4 separate regions of the Mus musculus genome follow, and all the other regions are linked to region 2. The links are chromatin loops, found by intact Hi-C in ENCODE. Cell type or tissue: heart. All regions are shown on one strand. Links, peaks and the distances in the headings refer to the core of each region. The heading gives the core; the rest is flanking DNA. Region 1 overlaps Gm26627 (a long non-coding RNA gene). Region 2 has its middle 26 kb from the start of Gm30896. Region 3 overlaps Tnpo3 (transportin 3). Region 4 has its middle 3.4 kb from the start of n-TPagg6.

Evidence for each region. A loop is a pair of places that touch in the nucleus more often than their neighbours do. Peaks named below come from ENCODE experiments on the same cell type or tissue, not always from the same donor. Only the 100,000 strongest peaks of a DNase experiment are listed, where the experiment ranks them.
Region 1: it touches region 2 in a loop (11-fold over the local background); 15 of 42 quality-filtered maps call a loop at or near these places.
Region 3: it touches region 2 in a loop (2.1-fold over the local background); 3 of 42 quality-filtered maps call a loop at or near these places.
Region 4: a loop joins it to region 2, with 9 times the contacts of the local background. A loop is called at or near these places in 7 of 42 quality-filtered maps.

Annotation. Positions count from the first base shown.
Region 1 is chr6:29,513,916-29,520,107 of GRCm38, forward strand. All of the region lies in intron 2 of Gm26627 (a long non-coding RNA gene), which reads left to right. Among named protein-coding and RNA genes, the nearest start is that of Kcp, 9.1 kb to the left of the region's middle. In heart, for the core only: a CTCF peak has its summit at 3,387 (motif pointing right); a DNase peak (open chromatin) is centred at 3,416; H3K27ac peaks cover 665 bases.
Region 2 is chr6:29,646,859-29,653,050 of GRCm38, forward strand. No RefSeq gene overlaps it. Among named protein-coding and RNA genes, the nearest start is that of Gm30896, 26 kb to the right of the region's middle. In heart, for the core only: no CTCF peak of the experiment used is centred there; a DNase peak (open chromatin) is centred at 3,133; H3K27me3 peaks cover 571 bases.
Region 3 is chr6:29,573,817-29,580,008 of GRCm38, forward strand. Tnpo3 (transportin 3) reads right to left here. Exons shown (of 23, transcript NM_177296.5): 6 at 5,705-5,880; 7 at 4,647-4,785; 8 at 1,190-1,336. Among named protein-coding and RNA genes, the nearest start is that of Tnpo3, 33 kb to the right of the region's middle. In heart, for the core only: a CTCF peak has its summit at 2,762 (motif pointing right); no DNase peak of the experiment used is centred there.
Region 4 is chr6:29,389,141-29,395,332 of GRCm38, forward strand. No RefSeq gene overlaps it. Among named protein-coding and RNA genes, the nearest start is that of n-TPagg6, 3.4 kb to the left of the region's middle. In heart, for the core only: a CTCF peak has its summit at 2,818; no DNase peak of the experiment used is centred there; H3K27me3 peaks cover 1,450 bases.

The sequences.
Region 1 (6,192 bases), core at 455-5,454, 130 kb before region 2:
CTCCCTCTCCCTCTCCCTCTCTTTAAAAAAAAAGATTTATTTACTTATATTTTATATTGTAAGTACACTGTAGAAGTCTTCAGACACACCAGAAGAGAGCATCAGATCCCATTACAGATGGTTGTGAGCCACCATGTGGTTGCTGGGAATTGAACTCAGCCCCTCTAGAAGAGCAGTCAGTGCTCTTAACCGCTGAGCCATCTCTCCAGTCCACTAGCTCCTCTTTTTAAATAGTTATTCATTTATTGGTGGGGACATGTATGCACCATGTCACACACGTGGACATCAGAGAACTTTTAGAAATCAGTTCTCTCTTTCCATCACATGGGTCCTGGGATTAAACTCGGGTGTCAGACTTGGTTCATCTCACTATCTTCCCAGTCTCTTTTGACTGGCCACTGGAGACTCACTGGAATTTAAATCTCTTAGCTGCTAAGTGGTAACAGGACAGGACTGGAGGGGTGGGAATGCGGCTGTCCGCTAAGTGTCTTCCCTTCACTATCTCATTCTTGGCCCTCAGGCCCCACTCTCAGACTCTCCAATGCCTCCTGGGTGATTCAGTGGAACTTCTGGTGTTGGTGGATATGTTCTGTATCTGGGCTATGTCACCAGGTGACCGTGTGGTGCTATGGAGTACCTGTAATAGGCTAACACATCTAGAATCTGTATTCTTCACTGTAATTATGACTAAGTTAAAGACCATATTCAGCTAGCAGTTTTTTTTTTTTTTTTTGGTTTTTTTTTCGAGACAGGGTTTCTCTGTATAGCCCTAGCTGTCCTGGAACTCACTTTGTAGACCAGGTTGGCCTCGAACTCAGAAATCTGCCTGCCTCTGCCTCCCGAGTGCTGGGATTGAAGGCGTGCACCACCACACCCGGCTAGTAGTTTATATTTTAACAATAAAGCAGGGACTGGAGAGATGGCTCAGCGGTTAAGACTGCTCTTCTGAAGGTCCTGAGTTCAAATCCCAGCAACCACATGGTGGCTCACAACCACCTGTAATGAGATCTGACGCCCCCTTTCTGGGGTGTCTTCAGACACTGACAGTATTATATGTAAGTACAGTGTGTATATATTTATAATAAATAAATAAATCTTTAAAAAAAACCAATAAGGCAACTTGAATGCATTACTAAAATTCTCAGGAGTCAGTAGGTTTGTCTCTGTGACTCTCTCCAGCTCCCCAACACAACTTAATCCCCCTCTGTTGGGGACTCTGGCACTGTGCTGGGTGAACTCCCAAAGGTCTTTGCTATCTCTGCCCCTTCCTGGATGGACATGTTAGGGGCCTCACCTCCTATTGCCCCTAAGTCCAAGGATGAGGTGGGGAATCGTAAATTCAGTGGTTCCTCTCATCCCTAACCCTGGATGACTGATTGGGGCCCCAGAAGTCAGACCTGAGGAGAGACATGTTCAATACGGTTTAACAGGCTTCTCCAAAAAAAACATAAGTAGTTATCTGTCTTAGCACTGGCCATATAGGTTATTAATTGACTCTCAAGCCACATCTCAAAAGGTGGCTAAACCATCTTCCCCTTCTCTTTCTCACAGAATAAAAGACACATGAGATGGCTTGCTGAAATTGTGACCTGATAAGGTAGCCAGAAGCCACTAGGGAGGGGGTGGGTATTTAAGGAGTTTTAGACACATCTTTTCCTTGTAAATGGGAGGTTTTGGTAAGATTCCTAGAAAATGGCAGGCTCGTGGCTGGGGAGGGAGACAGTCTCAAGTAGCTGCTAATTGTGTTGGAATTTTCCCCTGCTGCTGGCAAAGACTTCAGCTGGATCCGGGGTGGGGATCTTCTGGCCCCTTCTCATTTCCACATGATTTTCCTGGCCTTTCTATCCTACCTCATCAGCAGTTATAATTCTAGTTTTTTAAAAAAGAGTTTCACATTTAATACATAGACAGTTGCATCATCTGCAGGCGGGGACTGTTCTATCTTCTCCTCACTTTGTGAATGTCGTCTGTCTTTTCCTCGTCTTGCTGTATTAACTGAGACTTCTAGTCCAGTGCTGACAGGAAGCAGTGAAAACCAAGTCCTTTCCCCAATCTAACGGGACGTTTTAGCTTTCTCGGTGGGCTCACCTCACTGTGGAGACAGGGCTAGACTCTTGCCTCAAGCCATGCCTCTGCCTCCCGAGTGCAGGATCATAGCCGTGCACCACCATGCTGGAGAGTGGAAGGGACTGTGGTCTGGATACGCTCATTAGAAGATACCAGCAATTAATGATACGCTCATTAGAGGACACCATCAATTAATACTTCCTCCAACTCAGGCCTTGCCCTTGAAGTTTCTGGCACCTCTTCACACCATTACCTGGAGACCAAGCCTTAAACATACCTGCATTGGGTCACATTTAAGACCCAAGCACATTAGTTATTCTCTCAATGGTTTCCCAAGGGCAGTGCACTGTATCGCCTTCTTGTCCCCACTAGGCAGGCTGTCTACAGGATATGCCTAAGGAAGGACAGCCTTGGGCCAAAGGTCCCCAGGAAATAGAACTGAGACACCGAGATGCTCACAGTAGTGATGCAGGAGCTGTAGCTTTGACGAGATGGGGAGGGCCTCATACTCATGGAATCACCCTGGACTGTAGGAGTCAGGACACTGCCAATGCCCTTAGGAACATGTGTGTTGACATATGACTTGGCTGCTCTCAGGGTTCCCTGGTGACCGCCACTACTGCCTGCTATCCTTCCCTGGAACACCTACCAGAAAGAACCCCTGAGCTGTCCATCTAGGGCCTTACACCCACAGGGTTATCCCAGCAGAGCTTCCCCTTTACTGAGGTTCATAGAATTCAGGATCTGAGCTGGGGCCTTCTAAGACGGGCCACGGAATAAAGGGCAGACCACAGGGTCTGAATGGAAGAAACACTGAGATTAAGGGACTGTGGGAGGCTCCTGAATTCTTTACTCTTTAGAGCTCTGTCCTTTAACCTTCACCTAGGCCCCCACCCCTCATTTCAACCATGCTTGGCTTCCTGGAATCCTAAACCTTGTAACCAAAGTTGCTACCTGCCAAGTCTGGTTCAAGGTAGAGGAAGAGTCCCAATGTCTCAGAGACTCTTGAGGAGACCAGACATAGGCCTTCTGCCTCCCATTTTGTCCCTCAGCCTCCCTCCCAGTTAGAGGGTTGTCCCTCAGACCTCAGTTTCTGACCCTCGAAGGTGGGTCTAGAGGTGTGACTTACAAGCAGACCAAGGTCTGTGGTGGTGTGATGGAGAGAGAACACACCTGCAAACCTGTGCAGGTGCCTATAGCTGTGCCACACCCACCTCTGTCCTGCCATGGGCAGGAGACAAGTCTCAGTCCGACCAGCTGCCCACCAGCTCTGTCTCCGAGGCAGCCTGAAAATACTTGTGGTCACTCTCTGCTCCTCCCAGCAGGGGGCGTGCAAGGAGGAATTCAGCAACTGCCTTGCACGTATGCATGCTACACTAACCACAGGCCAATAGTTCTGCATACAGCTGTCTCTCCCATCTCGGGAGGAACTGACACCCAGCTGTGTCCCAGAAATTCAGCCTGTGTCCCTGAGTAGCCCAGATGGAGACAGCAGTTCTCAGGGACCCATCCCTTGGGGAGGTATCCAGGAAGGGCCTGCAGGTTTCTCAGTGCCTGGCAGGGGTACTGCGGTGGCCCATCTTTATTGTTAACTTGGCTGGATTTAGAATCACCATGAAGCATACCTCCAGATGTGTGTATGGCGGTGTTTCCAGAAAGGCTTAACTAAGGAGGGAAGAACTGTCCCAAATGTGGGGGCATCATCCCATGTGCTGGGTTCTTAGACTAAATAAGAGGGGCAATGAGGGGTGCATTCATTTCTCTCTGCCTTCTCACCTGTAGGTGCAGTGAGGTCTCAGTGGCTTAAAACTCTTGCCGCTACACCTTCCCCACCATGGCCGACTGTGCCCTGAACCATCACATATTTGGTCATAGCAACCAAAAAACAACTAACACAGCCACCCAGGTCCCCATTCCACCCTGATCCCTTCTCATGTCCACAATATATATGAGGCCCAGAAGTGAGTCCTCAGAAAAGTGACCCTAGTGACCTGAAAGGCTGGGAATCCTGGGAAACCACTCACCTGGTTCTTACAGCCTTCAAGAATCGGCGGCTTTTCATCCACTCACAACCTTATCCAATCAGGAAATCCCAGCCTGCAAAAGGCTGGCATATTTGGGTGAAGCTTGGGGTAACCTTGGGTCCTAAAGGCTTCTGCCCGAGTGGCTTCAGCTTCTCTCTATCTACCACCCTTCCCTGTGCCATCCTATGACCTTTCCTGCCTTACTCTTACTCAAAACAGGTAGTCACATTGCCTACATGACCAGACGCTCTGTGGGTTCGAGGTCTGGCAAGAGTTATCTGCTATAGTTAGGAACTCAAAAGAAGAGAAGTAGGGTTTCTTTTCTCTGCCCACACCTGGTTGTACCCCAACTCCTGAGGGCAGCCTTCCTGCAGGAGGGCTGGCCCACCACTGGTGGCATCTCCCAAATGCTTTTTGTTTCCCAGGTCAGGCCTTTGTGGATGTCCCCTTTACAAAGCTACCCTCTGTTCAATGACACCCATGTCCTTCTAAGACCTCAGCTTAGCTAAAGCTGAGCAGCCAAGATCCACAGGGACCCATGGGCAGGCGAGTGGGAGCATAACCCAGAGAAGCCAGGTAGAGTTGTTTTTAATATTTTTTAACTTTCCTCCTCTTCTTCATCATCCACTTCCTCCTCTTCCTTCTTTCCTTTTTTTGAGACAGAGTCGCATGCAGACAAACCTTGGCTTTGATTATTTAGCCTTTATCTCCCAAACGCTGGGCATACAAGTATATACCATATTGCCTGGCTTAAATTTCCTCAAATTTTACTTTTAGAGATAAGGCTGCAGTAGCTCAGTTGGCATGTTTGTCCAACTTGCATTAAGGCCTGGGTTTACTCCCCAGAGCCAGGTATGGTGGTGCCTATCTACGATCTCAGCACCCAGAAACAGGTATGTTTGAGGTCAGCACACATGAAACTGTCTCTATAGGTTATTTTTAGTTTACTTACAGTTAAATTCAATTACATACGGGTGTGCATGTGTCTGTGTGTGTGTGCCTGTGTGTGTGTGTTTGTGTCTGTGTGTTTGTGTCTGTGTGTCTGTGTGTCTGTGTGTCTGTGTATGTGTTTGTGTCTGTGTGTCTGTGTATGTGTTTGTGTCTGTGTGTCTGTGTGTCTGTGTGTGTGTCTGTCTGTGTATCTATGTGTGTCTGTGTGTGTGTGTCTCTCTGTGTCTCTCAGTGTGTCTATGTGTGTCTGTGTGTGTGTCTGTGTGTGTGTGTCTGTGTGTGTGTGTGTCTGTCTGTGTGTCTGTGTGTCTGTGTGTTTGTGTGTACGTGTGTGTGTGTGTAAAAGGCAGCTCAGTTCTGTAAAGACACTGTTCCCTTCACTGCTGACCATTGCTTTGAGAGCAGCCAAGCCCATGTTCCCTGACACACTCTTTTTACTTCCCTGGTTTCTCAAGGGTCTCTTTCTAGGTAAGGCAGCTCACTTTCTTGCTTGCCTCAACATCTCAAGGGCATGAAACCACCTCTGAGGCACACACAATATTAGGGTCCAACTGTGGGAAAGGAAGCTGCAGCAGCTGTCTCCCTCTCCCTCTCCCTCTCCCTCTCCCTCTCCCTCTCCCTCTCCCTCTCCCTCTCCCTCTCCCTCTCCCTCTCCCTCTCCCTCTCCCTCTCCCTCTCCCTCTCCCTCTCCCTCTCTTTCCCTTTCCCTCTCTCTCTAAACACATATATGTATATATATATATATATATATATATATATGTATATATACACACACACATATATATACATATATACACACATGTACACATATATACATGTATACATATGTGTGTGTGTGACACACATTATACATACATACATATATACATATACATGGCTGAGGGAAGGGAAAGGAAAGCAAAAATTGGGGACATCTCAGGGATCTCAGGGGCAGCCTGTTCTGGGGGTCAGGAGGCTCAAAGCTGTTAGAGTGTAGGGATCTTCATGCCCCCTGGGTGCCATCTGCTCTGGGGATATAGCCAGCATAATGGTTTGAATAGGCCCCATAGGCCTACTGGGAGTGGCACTATTAGAAGGTATAGCCTTGTTGGAGTAGGTGTGGCCTTTTTGGAAGAAATGTGTCACTGCAGGTGGGGCTTTAAGGTCTTAG
Region 2 (6,192 bases), core at 524-5,523:
AGACAAAGCTGGTTTTGAACTCCTAATCTCCTGCGCCTTCCTTCTGAATTCTGGGGTTATAGATGTATGTGACCATGCATGGCTATAATTGTTTTTTGATAGAAATTTTAAATTTTGGGGCCAGGTGGTGGTGGTGAGCACCTTTAATCCCAGCACTCAGGAAGCAGAGGCAGGTGGATCTCTGAGTTCAAGGCCAGCCTAGTCTGTGAAGCAAGTTCCAGGACAGCCAGGGCTACGCAGAGAAACCCCACCTCACTCCCCCAAAAAAGAATTTTAATTTTGATAAAGTACAACTTATTAAATGTACTGTTTATTGATAATATTTTAATATACTAAGAAATCTTGTTTAATACCACAAGATTTTTTTCTTTTTTTCTTTTTAAAGATTTATTTATTTTATTTATGTGACTACACTGTAGCTGTCTTCAGACACACCAGAAGAGGGCATCAGACCCCATTACAGATGGTTGTGAGCACCACCATGTAGTTGCTGGGAATTGAACTCAGAACCTCTGGAAGAGCAGTCAGTGCTCTTAACCACTGAACCATCTCTCCAGCCCCAAGATTTTTCTACTAGAAGTTTTATACTTCAAGATTTCACCTATCAGTCTATGATTCATGTCCTAATTTCTATTTATGATATGAAGCATGGGTTGAAGTCCATTTATTTCTCCAAATGGCTTTTTATGTTTCAGCCTTATTCATTGAAAGTATTCATCAGAAACTCTATGTTGAGGCTACAAAGCTTGCTCAGTGGTTAAAAGCACTTGTTGGTTCTTACAGAGAACTCAGGTTCAATTGCCAGTGCCCACACGATGGCTTACCACTGTCCGTAACTCCAGTTCTAAGTGATCTAACACCTCTTCAGACCTGGGTGGTATATGCTTGAGACATATACATACATGCAGGCGATACTCCCACACATAACATAATAAAAAGAAAATGTAAAACTCCTATATGTCCTTTTACATTGCCTTTAGATTAAAGAGAAATTAAGTATAACAAGAGTTTCCATCCTATCTTTGCTTTTATTTTACTTCATGTATACGGGCATTTTGCATTATGTTGTCCACCATGGACATACAGTGTTCACAGAAGCCAGGAGGGGGTCATCTGATTGCCCTGGTACTGGAGATACAGGAAGTTGTCAGCTGCTACATGGGTTCTGGGAACTGAACCTGGGTCCTCTGGAAGTGAAACCAGTATTCTTAACTACAGAGCTATCTCTCCAACCCCTAGTGGTGGAACTTCTGTGGTGATTTGAACATTAGAAATGATAGTTTACAAATGACAGTCCTGACAGCCTGGTCTACAGAGTGAGTTCCAGGACAGCCAGGGATATACAGAGAAACCCTGTTTGGAAAATTAATTAATTAATTAATTAATAAAAATGACAGTCCTGATTCATGTTATAATAATTATAAATAATAATGATTCTTTTTCTTTTAGGCAAATCCTTTTAACCAAATACTTGCAGACTCTGTGAACTATCTATTTAAAACTCTGGTCTAGATTAGCTTTAAGAAATATAGAGAATGGGACTGGAGAGATGGCTCAGCGGTTAAGAGCACTGACTGCTCTCCTGAAGGTCCTAAGTTCAAATCCCAGTAACCACATGGTGGCTCACAACCATCTCTAATGAGATCTGATGCCCTCTTCTGGCATGTCTGGTGTCTGAAGACAGCTGCAGTGTACATAATAATACAATAATAAATAAATCTAAAAAACTTAAAAAAAAAAAAGAAAGAAAGAAAGAAATGTAGAGCAAACAGGTGGTAGTGGTGGCACATGCCTTTAATCCCAGCACTCAGGAGGGAGAGTCAGGCAGATCTCTAAGTTTAAGGGCCAGCCTGGTCTATAGAGTGAGTTCCAGTACAGCCAGGGCTACTAAAATAAACCCTCTCTCAAAAAACAAAAACAAAACCAAAAAAGTAAAGCAAAAACCGTAATGATGTGCTTGCTGGGTAATCTTGGGTAACCCATTCAGCTTTTGAGTTTTGTTTCTTCTTCTACAATTTGATGCTGAACCAAACAAGAACTCAAAATTTCACCTTCGTGGGTTAGTTATGAGGGTATAGTGGAGGAGGGGCCCCTATTTAAATCCCTATGTGGGGTTTCTAGTCGTCCTCTCAGTGGCTCTGGGGTTGGGACCTGGTCTGCATTTCAACAGGTACCCAGGTGATCCTGGTACACTCGGGCGTGACAGGAGAAAGATGGAAGTAAACGGCCTTTTATGTCCGTCCGTCTGGCTGCGATGTGTGACTCCGATGGGGCTGGTGATGAACCTGGCAGGAAGCCTGGAAAAAGGAAGACTCTCTAAACAGTAAGCGAAATGATGGCCTTGGTGTGTAAGTAAATGTGTGTCTACCACACCCCGGCTTTTCCACGTGATGCTGGGCACTGAAGCCAGAGCCTCGCGTGCGCTGCCAACGGAGCTACCACCACAGCCTGATGTTTGGTTTGTTGTTTTGGGACGGCTCTTGCTATGTAGGCTAGACTGGCCTGGAACTTTTGTTCTCCTGCTCCAGCTCTCAGAGCATCTAATAACAGGCAGCAGCTTTTTTGGTTTGGTTTGGTTTTGGTTTTTCGAGACAAGAGTTTCTCTGTTTAGCCCAGGCTGTCCTGGACCTCCCTCTGTAGACCGGGCTGGTCTTGAACTCAGAGATCTGACCTGACTCCGCCTCCTGAGTGCTGGGATTAAAGGCATGGACCACCCCTGGCGTTGAAGAATCTACTGTGTGGCTGAGTGTGTGGAGGGGAGATCACGGTCATCCTCAGCTACTTGACCTCAAGGCTAGACTGGCCTACTTGAAGCCCATGTCTTGACCCTCCCTACTCAAACAAAGCAAGGCACAGAAACCATGCTAAGTCAGTATTCCCCCCTTTGAAGGCCTCCCTGGGCAACATATACCTCTGTGAGGCCGGTGAAACTTGCTACCTCCACTTCTCATTTCAAAACATCAAAGATACAAAAGACCTCCCAGCCCCCCAGCTCCACGGTTTCTTCCTAGCTTTGCTATTAGTAGGAGGAGACAAAGGCGTATCTGGCAAGAAAATTGGCACTAAAGGAAACCAGGCTTCTCAGTTACTTCCATCCCAGCCAACACCCTAAACGCCAACCAAGAGCCATACCGCCCTCTTGTGACTGCGAGAGGTACTACACGTGAAGACAAGCACTAACAGCCTGGATGAAAACAGGCTCTGTGGAGTCTCTCCTTGATCCAAGGTGGATGAAAAAGGATTTCACCGCAGATATTTACCGTCTCGTTCTTCTTTTTAATTATCAATTAATTAATTGTTAATTATTTTGTTAATTATTAATCGAGCATTACCTAATTAGTTCATTTTGACCCTCGGTCTCATGTCCCGAAGACAACCTTGAACTGACTCTCCCCGCCTCCACTCCTCGAGGGCTGGGGTTAGGCATGTGCCGCATTAAGCATGTGCAGCCATACTTGGTTTACCACCCTTTCGAGTTCCCCAATGCCAGTCTTTTTGTATATCTCTGACGTCGGCTTTGCAACATGAAACAACTCCCATCTTATGCGATCCCCTCCTCCCTCCCCTCCCTCTCTTCCTCTTTCAGAATAAGAGGAACTGACAAATAACCTATATAAATACCTTTCTAGTATTTTACATGAGGGTGTATCTGACCATGCCTGTCACAGGTAGCTTCATTTGTCAACATGACACACCTGGTCAGAGAGAACCCAAGTTGAGAAATTATCTACATGGGACAGGCCTATGGTCACATCTATGGGGTATTTATTTGATTACAAATTGCTATAGGAGGGCCAGCCTGTGGTGGATAGTGCCATCCCTGGGCAAGTGTGCCTGGGCTGTAGAAGAAAGGTGTAAGAGGGACTAGAGAGATTGTCCAGTGATTAAGAGTACTTGCTGCTCTTACAGAGGACCTGATTTCAGTTCCCAGCACCCACACAGTGGCTCACATCCATCTGTAGCTCCAATTCCAGGAGATCCAATGGCTTTTTCTGACCTCCAGGGAGCACAGAAGCTGTGTTCTCAGAGGTAGCCACCGTTGTATCTCTTTCTGGCAGCCTAGCTTGGTAGTGTAAGAGTCACGCAGGTGGTACTGGTTTTGAAGGCATGAATGGGGTCATGAAGAGCAGCTGAAGCTTGGCAATGTGAGAGGTCAGAGAAGCCATTGGTGAAGGTACAGCCTCAGTGGGAGTTGAAGGCCCAGGACTGAAGGGGTCATGCAAAGGATTTGAGGCTTGGCACCATGAAGAGAGCCTATGAGAGGTTATTGGTGAGAGTGTAACCCAGTTGCAGCCAGAAACCTCAGCGTTTTGATGCTGTCAGTGCTATCACGGGATGACTGTCAGAAACGGTAGCAGCCATGGAGTGGAGCCAGCTGGAGCCTAGAAGACAAGCTGGGTGTGCTGCACAGGGCAGGGCTGGAGAAGTGACCCAAGCCCCTTAAAGGAGTCCAGAAGATGATAAGTGGATCCCAGGTATTGGACAATTGGAATTTTGTTTTGCTTTGATTTGATTGTGACTGTACCCTGATTTTTCCCTCTTGAAGTAAGAAAGTATTTTTGTGGGGGCCCATAATTGAGAGAGACTTTGAAATTTAAAACATTTGGGGTTTTAAAAGAGATTGGTAATTTAAATGGACTGGAATTCTAATGTGTTTTGAATTTGTAAAGTGGGACTTTTAAAGTTACTTAGAGCGCTTATGTGAGATCTTGGGAATGAATAAGAAAGGGAGGGTTAAGGCTTAATAGAGATATATTTGTGTGTCAAGTTGACAGCCGGTCAGTTGTACTGGCTGGTTTTGTGTGTTACCTTGACACAAGCTAGAGTTATCTGAGACGAAGGAGCCTCAGTTGAGAAAATGCCTCCACGAGATCCAGCTGTAAGACATTTTCTCAATTAGTGATCAATGGGGGAAGGCCTAGCTCACTGTGGGTGGTGCCATCCCTGCTCTGGTGGTCCAGGGTTCTATAAGAAAGCAGGCAGAGGGAGTAGGATCTGTACCTGACTCTGTTGCCCAGCCTCTGGATCCCGGTCTCCTGGCTGGGCTGCCTTTGCTACACACAATAGGAGAAGATGTGCCTCGTCCTCCTGCAACTTGATACGCCAAGGCCGGTTGGCATCCATGGGAGGCCTCCCCATTTTTGAGCCTTTTCTGAGGAGAAGGGTGTATGGGAGGATGGCTGGAGGTGAGGTGAGAGGGAAGGACTGGGGAGAGTGGAGGGGAAGCTGTGGTGGGGATGTAAAGTAAATATATTAAAAGATGGGAGGGGGAGGGGGAGGGAAGGAAGCAGCACCCCTCCATGGACTCTGCCTCCAGGTTCCTGCCTTGCTTGAGTTCCTGTCCTGACTTCCTTCAATGATGAACAGTGCTGTGGAAGTGTGATCCGAATAAACCCTTTCCTCCCCAACTTGCTTTTTTGGTCACGGTGTTTCGTTGCAGCAACAGAAAGAAACGCTAAGACAACCATTTCTCTTAGTTTATTTGTGTGTGTGTATGTGTGTGTGTGTGTGTGTGTGTCTGTCTGTTTGTCTGTCTGTTTGTGTGTCTGTGTGTCTGTGTGTGACATGCCCACATGTGAGAGCACACATACACACACATACACGCACATGCACACACACAGAGTTGTCTGTGCACATGTGAGTGAGGTGCCTTAAACTTGGCATACCCCTCTAACTCCCCCTGCCCTGTGAGACAGTCTCACTACATAATGCTGGCTGTCCTGGAATAATTCACTATTAGACTAGGCTAGCCCGAAACTCACAAAGATCCACCTGCGTCTGCCTTCCAGTGCTTTATCTCCCAGGGATTCATGGTTTCTGCCACCATGCCCAGCTTGGGCAAAAACCTTTCAGGAGCTAAGAAATAACCATAGGCTTTAAAATAACAGGAAAGGGGTCAAATTCCATGGCATGGATTATATCACATAAAGCAGGTTGCCTGATTAGCCGGCATAAAACTTCCACAAAAGACAAATTGTCCACAGGATACCAATATGCTGAGTAACTGAAGTTAGCATGAGTTTTTGTGGGGTCTGGTTGGAAGGAGCTGACTTTTAGACAGGGGAGGGAAGAGGGAAGGGGTGGATATCACAGATGTCAGCACTGGCTCTCTGACTTTTCATTTTCTAAAAGCAAAACCAAGTAACAATTTCAAGAACTTTCTTTTTCTTTGCATGCCAGGGACTCAATCCA
Region 3 (6,192 bases), core at 401-5,400, 73 kb before region 2:
AGACATAATGTACAGAGGCCTTACACAAAGAAGGTGCAAGAGTTTTCCCATGAATTATGCTGTGTATCTAATATGTTTTCTTCTAAGCAAATGTCTATATATTTTCTTTTAAATTATTAAATGACTATAATATAAAGAAACTGTATACATACATGGAGAGAAGTGATAATTCTCAACATCTTTACACGTGGTTTTTCATTTTTCAATCTTAGTTTTTTTGTTTTGTTTTTTTAAGATTTATTTATTTATTATATGTAAATACACTGTAGCTGTCTTCAGGCATACCAGAAGAGGGAGTCAGATCTCATTACGGATGGTTGTGAGCCACCATGTGGTTGCTGGGATTTGAACTCAGGACCTTTGGAAGAGCAGTCAGGTGCTCTTACCTGCTGAGCCATCTCACCAGCCCCCAATCTTAGTTTTTAACCTAACCATGTATCCTACACTATTAAAAACAAAGTAGAACATAGAAACCGATGTGGTGGTGCATACCTGTATGTAAGCCCAGCAATCAGGAGGCTGGAGTTCAAAATTGGCCTCAACTACATATCAAATCACTGTCTCAAAAACAAACAAACAGATAAAGCCAGGTGTGGTGGCACATGCCTTTAACCCCAGTGTGTAGCAGGCAGAGGTAGGTGTATTTCTTGAGCCTGAGGCCAGCCTGATCAAAATAGTAAATTCTAGGCCAGCCAGCACTACACAGTGGACCCTGTCTCAACACAAAGAGAAACAAAAAACCAAGCAAACCACCAAGGGTCTGGGATGCACTCAGGTGAGCACTGGTTTAGCATCCTCAGGGTCTAAGTTTTGGCCCTGGCACTACACAAAAACAAGAAGGCCCAAGCAAACAGTACAGAATTCCACACTGATTTTTACCACTTATCCTAACTATTACTACTGCAGAAGTTATCACTATTAATTGTGGTAGAGTGGTTCACCAAGTTTCTGAACATAGGTAATCATTTTCTATAACATCATTACAGCAAATTCCTATAAACATTGCTGGCTCAGTAGGAACAACCTTTCTACAGAGGTCTAATTTTTATTATACTAGTACTGACTTCTTCGCTGTAAGCTAAAGTGGAAAAAACCCAAAAAGATTGTTAGATCTGTTACCTAATTTCCCCTCCCCAATTTTTCAAATTAAACCAAAAGGTAGGAATTTAAAGTAGACAAGGGTGCTTACATGGTCTGGTTCCAACTGGCAGTGTCGAGCCAAGGCATGAAGCAGCCTCTGAATGTACGCTTTGAAGATGCTGTGAATAACTTCATCATTGGTTTTGTATAAATGTTCTCCTAGTCGGTACCAAAAGTTAAAGGAAATTTCTACTACCTGTTAGGTAAGAAAGAAGACGGTTTATTTGTGGAGGAAAAGAAGAGAGGAAAGAACAGTTTCGTTACTATTTACCATACAGGAAGGACATACACTCTTCACTATTCCACAACATACGCCCACCTCGTCGTTAAGAACCTTCTCTACGCGGTTACAGGTTTGTTATGTTTCCTCCTAAGTATCTTCCCAGTAGGCCTCAACATCCAGTTAGATGACTAGCTTTATATTCTATTTATTTTGGGGAAAACTTTTCCCAAAGCATATTAAATGCTATAGAAAACTAAACATGTGTCTTCTAAGGCATAGTTTCCCCAAACTTCTGGAATGTTTAATTATGCTCACATCAGAAGACTTCTTCCCAGGCTAGCCAACTGTAACTCCTTACGATCCTACACTCCCACTCCTCCCCCACTTTGAGAAAAGGTCTCATGTAGTCAAGGTTAAATTCAAAGTCACTAAGTATCTAAGAATGACTCTGAACTCCCTATTCTCCTGCCTCCTCCTCTCAAGTGCTGGGATTCAAGGCATCATGCCCAGCCCTCATTTGGCTGTTTTCATGAATATGAGTGATGGTAAATAGAAATGTAGGGAAATCAATGACCACTAGCTTCCAAACAGGGCTACTTCAGAAGTGACGGCTAGCACATAGGGCTATAGTGTTTTAAATTTTACCCAATCTGCAACTCCTTGGGAGATTCTGTAGATAAGCAAAAAGCACCTGCTTGTGCTGAGAACCACAGGAATGAAAAAGAACAAGCATAGAACAACCTGATGTCGCTCCTTTCCATTAAGGATCCAAAGAAAAGCTGTTTAAAATGAAATGCAACCCAAGACACACACACACACACACCATTTTTTGAGGCAAGATTTCTTTGTGTAGCCTTGGGTGTCCTGAAACTTACTCTGTGACTAGTCTGAAACTCAGAGATTCACCTGCCTCTGTTTCCCAGTGCTGGGATTAAAGGTGTGTGCCACCACTGCCCAGCTGTTATTTTTTTTTTCCTTTAAAAGTAAACACGATTGGGGTTGGCGATTCAGCTCAGTGGTAGAACGCTTGCCTAGCAAGCACAAGGCCCTGGGTTTGGTCCTCAGCTGGGGGGGGGGGGGGGGTGGAAAAAAAAGTAAAGACGATCCAAAGGTTCATTTTTATTATGTTTATGTGTACATGGGGGGGGGGGGGAATAAGTACAGGTGAGTGCAGGTGCCCAGGGATGTCAGAGGTATCACATCCTGCTGGTGCTGGAGTTACTGGGTGGTGGTAAACCACCAGACACGGGTGCTGGAAACTGAACTTGGGTTCTCTGGAAGGGCTGTATGTGTGCTGTTAACTACTGAGACATCTCTCCAGATCCCTTTATTATTTCTAAACTTTTTTTTTAATTATTATTTATTATATGCAAGTACACTGTAGCTGTCTTCAGACATACCAGAAGAGGGCGCCAGATCTCGTTATGGATGGTTGTGAGCCACCATGTGGTTGCTGGGAATTGAACTCAGGGCCTTCAGAAGAGCAGTCAGTGCTCTTAACTGCTGAGCCATCTCTCCAGCCCCCCCACCCCTTTATTATTTAAGAGATAAAAAGGAAGTATAATTTCTTGAATAAAGAACTTTCTAAAACTCCAGGAAAAAAATAAATTTCTTACTTATGTTTATGTGTATATATGTTTTGTCATTATGTGTGGCTGTGCATCATGTGAATGCAATGCCCATAAAGGCCTGAAAAGGGAATGGATCCCTAGGGACTGGAGCTATATTCTAGTAACTTGGGTCCCCAGGAAGAATAGCCAGTTCTTTTAACCACTAAGCCATATCTCCAGCCCCTAAAATCTAGGACATTTGTAAGTAGTATAGCAGTACATGCCTATTATCTGAGCACCTGGGAGATGGAGACAGGATCCTTATCAGGCTTGTTCGCCAGGCAAGGATACACAGAAGCTCTAAAACAAACAAATGGAAGGGCTGGCTGGGGATGTAGCTTGGTGGTATCAATTTGTCTAACACATGCAAGGCACTGAGTTTGATCCTCAGCACCACAAAGGGGTGTCTTTAAGAAAATTATGATTTTAACAAATATAGCCTCCATGTAACCCAGGCTAGCCTGGTGCTCACAATGCAGCCCATGTTGGCTTCAACTCTTTTTTTTTTTTTTAAATTAGAGTTCGAGACCATAGTCTTTCACTCTTTTTTTCTTTTTTGATTTATTATATGTAAGTACACTGTAGCTGTCTTCAGATGCACCAGAAGAGGTCATCAGATCTCATTACGGGTGGTTGTGAGCCACCATGTGGTTGCTGGGATTTGAACTTCGGACCTTCAGAAGAGCAGTCGGGTGCTCTTACCCACTGAGCCATCTCACCAGCCCTTGGCTTCAACTCTTGATCCTCCATCTAGGCCTTCAAGTGCTACAATGATGGGCATTATAGGCATGTGCCAACATATCCAACTCATAACCCCCCCCCCCTTTTTTTTTTTTTAAAATACAGAGACAGGGTTTCTCTGTATAGCCCTGGCTGTCCTGGAACTCACTCTGTAGACCAGGCTGGCCTCGAACTCAGAAATCCACCTGCCTCTGCCTCCCAAGTGCTGGGATTAAAGGCGTGTCCCACCATGCCTGGCTTTTATTTATTTATTCATTCATTCATTCATTCATTTTTAAGGAGTATTTTTTTTAAAAAATGAAACTCCCTATGTACACTAGATAGCCTTAAACTCATGAAGATCCTCCTGCGTTTGCTTCCTGAGTGCTTTGATTAAAGGCATGTGCCTGGTAAAAAAAAGGAAACTTTTCAAGACAGGGCTTCTCTGTGTAGCCTTGACTGTCCTGGAACCGGTGTGTGTGTGTGTGTGTGTGTGTGTGTGTGTGTGTGTGTGTGTGAACAGTGGAAAGATAATAGATTTTCCTTCTGTTAGAGTCTGAGTCGACTACACCAGTCAACATTGACAACCAAATATGAAAACAAAACAAAATAAACCAGAACCCAAACACGGTTTTTTAAAATATCCCAATCATGGGGTCACTAAGATGGCTCACTGGGTAAAGGGACATGCTGAGTAGGCACGTTCAATTCCTGAAGCCACCCTGAAAGTAGGAGAGAACTGACTGTTGACACTGCCTTGCTTCACACTCACACTAGCACGTGTGCTGCTCCCCAACCCCACATACACATAATGAAGTTGAAAAAAATAAAGTAAATCCAGATGCAACTCTCAGATCACATAATTCAAAACAAGACTCTAGTTTCTCAACAGGTAAACAGAATATGCTATATATAACCAGAGAATAACAGCCTTAACACAGTATAGATACTACCTCATACTGAGGGTGGCCTGCACAGATAAGAAGCAATTCCAAAGTTCGAAGATCTCCCAGACCTTGGCCTGGAGTACAGACAATTTTTTCCAGGAAAGTTTCACATAGTTCGGTGAAAATTCGGCAGTAATTCAGAACTCTGTGGAGGTGGAATGAGAGTACCAGGTCAAGAGTCTGGGCTTTACATACTCATAGTCAAAGGAACTAAGGCTCCTGGCTGAGGCCCATCCAGTGAAGAACTCACTCTGGGTACCATAATCTCTGGGGCAAATGCTTGTGCTTAGGATATTCACATCTATACAGATAAATATATAATGGTAAGCCGATTCATATTCTCTATAACAAATGTTTGAATAAAAATTCCAAATTAGGGTTCTGGAGAGATGGCTCTGTGGCTAAGATCACTTGCTTGCTGGAGGGCTTGAGTCTGATTTCCAGTACCCTCATAAGTTGGCTCACAACCTTCTATAACTCCAGCTCGGGATCCAATGCCTCTGGTCTTTGCAGACACCTGCATTCATATGTGTGTGTGCGCACACACATACAAAAGGACAAAACCAAATCTTAAAAAATCTAAAATTCCTAATCAGACATTTCAAAAATGTTTATTACCTTGGTCGTTTTTGTTAGGTTATATGTCTCTCTGTGGGTATACGCATGTGTGAATGCAAATGTTCATGGTACAGAGCACTGAATTCCCTAGTGTTGGAATTATAGGCAGTTGTGAGGGTCCAGACACGGGTGCTAAAAGCCAAAGCCAAGTTCTCTGCAGGAGCATAGCCCATTCTTAACCACTCAGTCATCTCCCCAGCCCCTCAACTAGATGCTTTAAAGTTTATGACTATTTCTTATAGTCTTCTCATTTTAAGAGTTAAGAAAATACAATCACTAACTGGTAGTAATTAATCCTCTCCCAGATCCAAGATGGCACTTCAGATAGCATGCACTTTATATTCACAAAGCCACAGAGAATCAAAACACGATGGGTGAACTAACAAAGATTTGAAAAACCACAGGCTGTAGGTAACCCAGAGCTCCAGACTCCAACAATTACTCACTTGTCCAAATCTTCCCGTGCCACAGCCATATGATATGCAGTCTCCAATGTCAGGACTCCCTGAAAAAGCTGCATGGCCAATGGCAAGTTAGTCTCTACATTTTCAATAGCATAGAGAGCTGAGCATACACAGTCTGAAGCAGCTTCGTGTAGGTTAGATGAGGTCTTATCTTGTTGCTGGAAAACAGAAGGAATGCAGAAGCAGAAATCAGAACCACTGCAGTCCAAGGGAAACATTTAAACCTTCTTCTGAAAACTGTTTTGTGCTGTCTTATGAGACAAGGTGTCCTGTAGTGTAGAGTAGTCTTGAAGTTACTATGCAGCAACTAGCCTCCTGTTTCTCCTGCCTCTACCTTCCCCGTGCTAGGATTACAGAAATGCATGCCAGTGTGATCAGAGTACATTATGAACAGCCCCATAATGTCAGACCTCACCATGACATCATCTTCCTTACTTCCAGACATGCCAAGAAAATGAAAAGTCTTTTTT
Region 4 (6,192 bases), core at 805-5,804, 260 kb before region 2:
AAGCCAGGTTCTTGAACCTTGAAATTCCTACAAATACCACACAAATGAAAGAAAGAGTCTTACAGCGGTGTTTCAGGAAACCAGGGTAGGTGAGGGAATTCCGCCAAAGAAAGAAAGATGAAAGAAAGAGATGAAAAAGGAAAGAGGGCACGCCTTTAATCCCAGCACTCAGGAGGCAGAGGCAAACAGATTTCTGAGTTCGAGGTCCTGGTCTACAGAGTGAGTTCCAGGACAGCCAGGGCTACTCAGAGAAACCATGTCTCAAATAAAACAAACAAAAATAAAACAAAAACAAAAAAAAAAAAGGGAAGAAGGAGAGAAGGGGGTGGAGAGAGTAAGCACAAGAGAGCGATCTACTGAAGAATCAACACAATACTATGATTTGTGTAGGATTTCCCAGCTTTTTCTACCGTTTCCAAACAGGAAGTACAGATGCATTGGTAACTCTGTGATGCGACCATCAATGTGTTTCTCCTACGGACTCAACCATCCTGGACACGGATACAAGATACAAGCGTTTAGGTGCTTGCTCAGAACACTGCCTGTCCCCTGTCCCCATACCTAGCTGGGGAGCTGCTGGGGAAGGGAGAGTCAGTCGTGTTCTGGCTTGGAGCCCCTGGTAGGCTGCCCGTACTCCAGTGCAGAGCCCCACACCCATGCACACACTGGTGACACGAATATAGCTCAATGAGTTATTTAAAAAGGACGGAGGTGGGGACACACTGGGGCAGAGGCTGTGGGGAGTAGGCATGATCAGAACATATTGGATACACGTATGAAATTATTAAACAAATGAATTAAAAATATAATGGAAAAGTCAGATAACCAAACGCCAAACCTGCCCTCACTGAAGCCACTTTTTAAGCCATAAACTCTGTGCCCCACCTCCTTACTGCAGCCACACCCAGGTAGAATATTCCTCCTTCAGCATCTGTCCTGAGGGTAATCTTGAGGGCAGCCTACTTTGCACGTGTGCCCCTCTAATCAATGCTTTGGATTCATCAGCCAAGGAGAGCTGCTCTCCTTAGGATCCCTACTGGAAAAAATAAAGTAAAAATAAAAAGCTGGGTGCTGGTGGCACCATACGTCTTTAACCCAGCACTCCGGAGGCAGAGGAGAGTGGATCTATGAGTTTGAAGCTAGCCTGGTCTACAGAATGCGTTCCAGGAAAGTCAGGGCTACACAGAGAAACCCTGTCTTGAAAACAAAACAAAACAAAACAAAACAAAACAAAACAAAACAAAACAAGACAAGAATCCCTACCGGTCTATCCTTTACATGGCTCTACCAGTAGTATCCCGTCACCATCTTTGGGGCGGCTCCCAGATGGGGTAATATTATTCCATGGGATTCCTCCTAAGGAGAATAGATAGAACCTAGCAAACAAGAATGCTCTGAGAGCTGGGGTGACACAATATGAAAACTACTACAGAGTAAGCACACATCAAATAGGAAAGATCAAGGCAAGAAAGTCATGAAAATAGGGCACAATAAGTAGAAAGAGATTGTTGAGAGAATAAAATAAAACATTAAAAAGTAAAAAGCAGGGCTGGTAAGATGGCTCAGCAGGTAAGGGCACCTGACTGCTCTTTGGAAGGTCCAGAGTTCAAATCCCAGCAACCACATGGTGGCTTACAACCATCCGTATGAGATCTGACTTCTGGAGTGTCTGAAGACAGCTACAGTGTACTTACATATAATAAATAATAAATAAATCTTTTTTTAAAAAAAGTGGAAAGCAGGGGACTGGGAAGATGGTCAGTGGTCAGAGATCTTGGGTTTGATTCCCAGCATCCACATGGCAGTTTGCAACTGTCTATAACCATAGAGGATCCTACACCTTTTTTTTTCCTTCCACGGGAACCAGGCACACACAAATGGTGCGAAGACCACATAAAATAGAAATAATCTTTTAAAGGGTTGGCAATGAAGCACAGAGTGCTTGCCTAGCACACACAAAGCCACGGTGGATGTGGATCTGTAATCTCAGCACCAGGGAGTGGAAGGAAAAGGAACAGACCTTCAAGGCCGTCATCAGCTATACAAGGAGTTTCAGGACAACCTGAGATATAAGACCCTGTCAAGAAACAGAGCCGGGGTGGGTGGGGTGGGGCAGCAACAAGGATGCACCAAACAGATTAGACTCAGAGAGAAGTAGTGACCGGAAGATAGAACGAATAAAAAACATCCAGAAATGTGGGCAATAGGAAGATCACCTGAGACAGAATAGTTAAAAGGCTATGGGCGAGACTGAGGCACGCTAAGAGGCTGAGCAAGTACAAGAAATGTACTGTTTAAAAAAAAAAAAATGGGGGCTGTCGAGATGGCTCAGCGGGTAAGAGCACTGACTGCTCTTCCAAAGGTCTTGAGTTCAAATCCCAGCAACCACACGGTGGCTCACAACTATCCGTAATAAGATCTGATGCCCTCTTCTGGAGTGTCTGAAGACAGCTACAGTGTACTTACATATGATAAATAAATAAAATAAAATAAAATAAAATACTATAAAAAAACTATAAAAGTGAAGAGAAAGACCTTAAAATCACCCAGAAAGAAAAGTACCTAGTTGTTGTTGGTAGCTCTCTGTGTGTGTGTGTGTTATATAAGAGCCTGTCTCAAGAAGAGAGAGAGAGAGAGAGAGAAAGAAAGGGAGAGAGAGGAAGGAAAGAAAGAAAGAAAGAAAGAAAGAAAGAAAGAAAGAAAGAAAGAAAGAAAGAAAGAGAGGAAGGAAGGAAGGAAAGGGAGAAGGAAAAGAAAGAAAAGAGAAAAGAAAAAAAAAAAAAAACAGAGTGAATCTAAACCAATAGTATCCAGAAGGTGATGCTAGCAGACCACAGATAATGATGATGGTGACGAATCTGAGTGGGGTTAGAAACAAAGCTGAAACCAAAATACCAGCTTGAAATGTGGAGGACAGGGAAAGAAGAGTTGGAGTGTTCTACGCGGCTTCTATTTACTAGAAAAGCATGGTGACTTAAAGATCCAGGGAAATGGGTGCACAGCGGTGGCACCAACCTCTAATCAGAGGCAGAGACAGACAGATCTCTGTACATTTGAAACCAGCTTGGTCTACATAGTGGGCTCTAGGCTAACCAATGAGCTACACAGCTGCTTAGCTATACAGTGAGACCCTGTCTCCAAAGAGTGAGGGTGAAGAAAAATGTACAAGGAGACTACTAGCATATGCAGCTTTTGCACCACTGGGAGACAGGAAATAAAGAAGATAAATAAATCCACAATCAGTGGCATTTAATTGGCACCGCTACTTTACAGACTAACTTAGCAACACCTCTACTTTACAGACTAACTTAGCAACACCTCTACTTTACAGACTAACTTAGCAACAGTTAGTAAATTTAGAGGCACCTATTCCTTGTCCCAGAAATTCCCCTCTAGTTACTTGCCCTTGGAATGTCTGCCACAAGGGCCGGGAAGGCATATATAGAATTGCCAGTTGCAGCATTTACTTTGTTATAGAAAACTGCAAGGAGCCCAGATGCTCACTAGAGGATGAACAGAACTATGTAAAACACGGTGGATACGTAAAACTTTAAGGCTAGCTGATGAAAGTGGATTATGTAACACTTGACGGATGTTGAAACCACACAAATCAAAATTATGTAATTTTTTGTGACTTATATACATATAAAGTACAGCTTTCAAACCATGGGATTGTTCCTAGTGGTCAGGGTTGGGTTTTCGATATTTTAGGCTTCTACTTCAAATAAAGGCTGACACAGATTTGCAAAGTAGCAAGGAAATTTTATTCAAAAGGAAAGTAAACAGTATAAAGCAGGGAGAGACACAGAGTAGGGATCAGGGGTACACAGGGGTGAGAAACCGTTCACAGGCTCCAGTTATGACAGGAGGCATCTTGTTATGGTGTTCAAGAAAAGAAGTTTGGTTACTGAAGTGTATAAAGTTGTTCTCTCTTTTGATTAATAAATTAAGTCATATAATTATTTCTCACACATCTCCAATTTTAACCATTATACATAGGCTTAAGATGGCAATCAAGGAATTCTCCTTCAACGTTTACTCAGCGACACAGTTTTATCTTTATGTGGGCACACACCCCAAAACCATTTCAGGTTGGATCTGTTCTTCTGCTCTTTCTAATCAGATGCATTGGGAATATATTTGTCTTTTTAAAAAAATATTATTATTGTAAGCCTAGCCCTCAATGGCTGAAACATCTCTCCAACCTCTTTGGGAATACATTTGAATAAAAAAAAAAACTTGATAATTGTTAGAGATGAAGAAATTGAAACTATTGTTCAAAGAGTAGTGTACACGTAGCCTGATGTAGGCAGGGGCCTGAGGTGTGTGTTGTTTGAGGAGGGTTGTGTATACATTTACACACAGGTAAAGGCACTAGGCTGCCAAGGGCATCATTACAAGACAGAGGGAGTGTGCATAACTAAACCCAAACAGGGCCCCAAGTCGCTACACTATTCCCTGTCCTAACCTACTTCAAATTTGAATCAAATTTGGCCTGATATTAATTGTCCTGGAGAGATGGCTTAGTGAATAAGAGCACTGGCTGCTCTTCCAGAAGACCTGGGTTTGAGTCCCAGAATCCACATGGCAACTCACAATCATCTGTAACTCCCACTCCCAGGGGTCCAACGCCCTCTTCAGTCTCTTTGCACACTTCACACACGTGGTGCACAGATATAAATGCAGGCAAAATGCCAGCACATATGCAAATAAGTCATCTTGGAAATATAGTTGTAAAAAAGTAACATTACTGCTGGGAGAGGGAAAGTCAGTTTCCTTAAATGATCATAGCCCCCCAGGTGGGTGGTCCATACTCCAGGGCAGGCCCTGCTCCCAGGGTAGGAGGACAATACAAACTGGACTCCATTTAAAAAGAAAAGAAAAGAAATACAAGAAGACAACTCAAAGCTGGGGGTAGGGGAGTGAGGTGATGGTGAAGAGGGTGGGTGTGGGAGGAGTGGGGACTCAAATGCCTTCATAAAATTCTCAAAGAATTAGTGCAAATGTAAAATTTGTTTCAAAGTAAGATATAAACATGGCTGGGGATGTAGCAAGGCAGCAGAGCAGTTGTCTACTAGGCAAAAGGTCTGAGGTTCAATCCCCAGCATTGCAAGAAGAAAAAGATCTGAGCAGTCTGGTGTGCACAGGAGTGTTACACTAGTCTTTGGACTTTACTTTTCTGTATGTTGCAAATGCTCCTTTTAAAAATGCTTTAATGGTTACTCTGAGCGTCTAGAAATAAGGGTAAAGGGGGATAAATGGCTGCATCAGTCCTCAGAGGGGATGATCTCCTGGGATGGGATTGGGGGTAAGGCTGAGTCTTAAACCCTGGGGTTACAGGAGGATTAACCCAGATCATCCCTCTCAGCTGATCACCTGGGGGACACACCTGCCATGCCTGCCCTTCAGACACATCCCTGACAGCCCTGCCCCCCATAGCTGCTAAGCTCTTTCTTCCCTTCTGCTCCCTAACTTCACCCTCATCTCAACCCCATGCTGATCTGAATAGGGTTTGCCTCCCACTAATAGACTGGTTCTAGTCTCCCTTGAGCATTCCCTGAGATCAATGGTGAGTGATGGATCACCTGCACCCAGGAACCAGCTTAGTCCTAATGCTCAAGATCCAGGCTCTCCTAGAGAGAGCTCTGACTCCTGAATGTCACAACTGACCATGGCGACTGTCTTTCTGTTCACCCACTGCCAACTGCTAGCCTGACCTGCTGCTGAGACAGAACTGGAGGCTGCTGCGCTGGGCAGAACCACTGAGCTTCCAGAACACTTCCCTTTAGCTCCCCCCATGAGAGCTCATTTCATCATCTCTAAATATTGTACCTTGCTACCCAAGTCTGGCTTGATGATCTGCAAAATAGTAAGCTTGCCCGGAAGCTCTTCTCTGTGGCTGGATCACTGTAGCCATGGGTCTAAAGTGGGAGCTTGACCTCTGGGGAGAAGGTGAAAACAAATAATTCTTCATTTTTCTGATTATCAGGCTGGGGGTCGGGGGGAGGAATTACTACTGACTTCTGGACTTTTTTGTTTTGTTGGTTTTTGGTTTTTGAGACAGGGTTTCTCTGTGTAGCCTTGGCTGTCCTGGAACTAACTCGGTAGACCAGGCTGGCTTCTAAATCATATAGATCCGCCTGCCTCTGACTCCCAGGTGCTGGGATTAAAGGTGTGAGCCATCACTGCCTG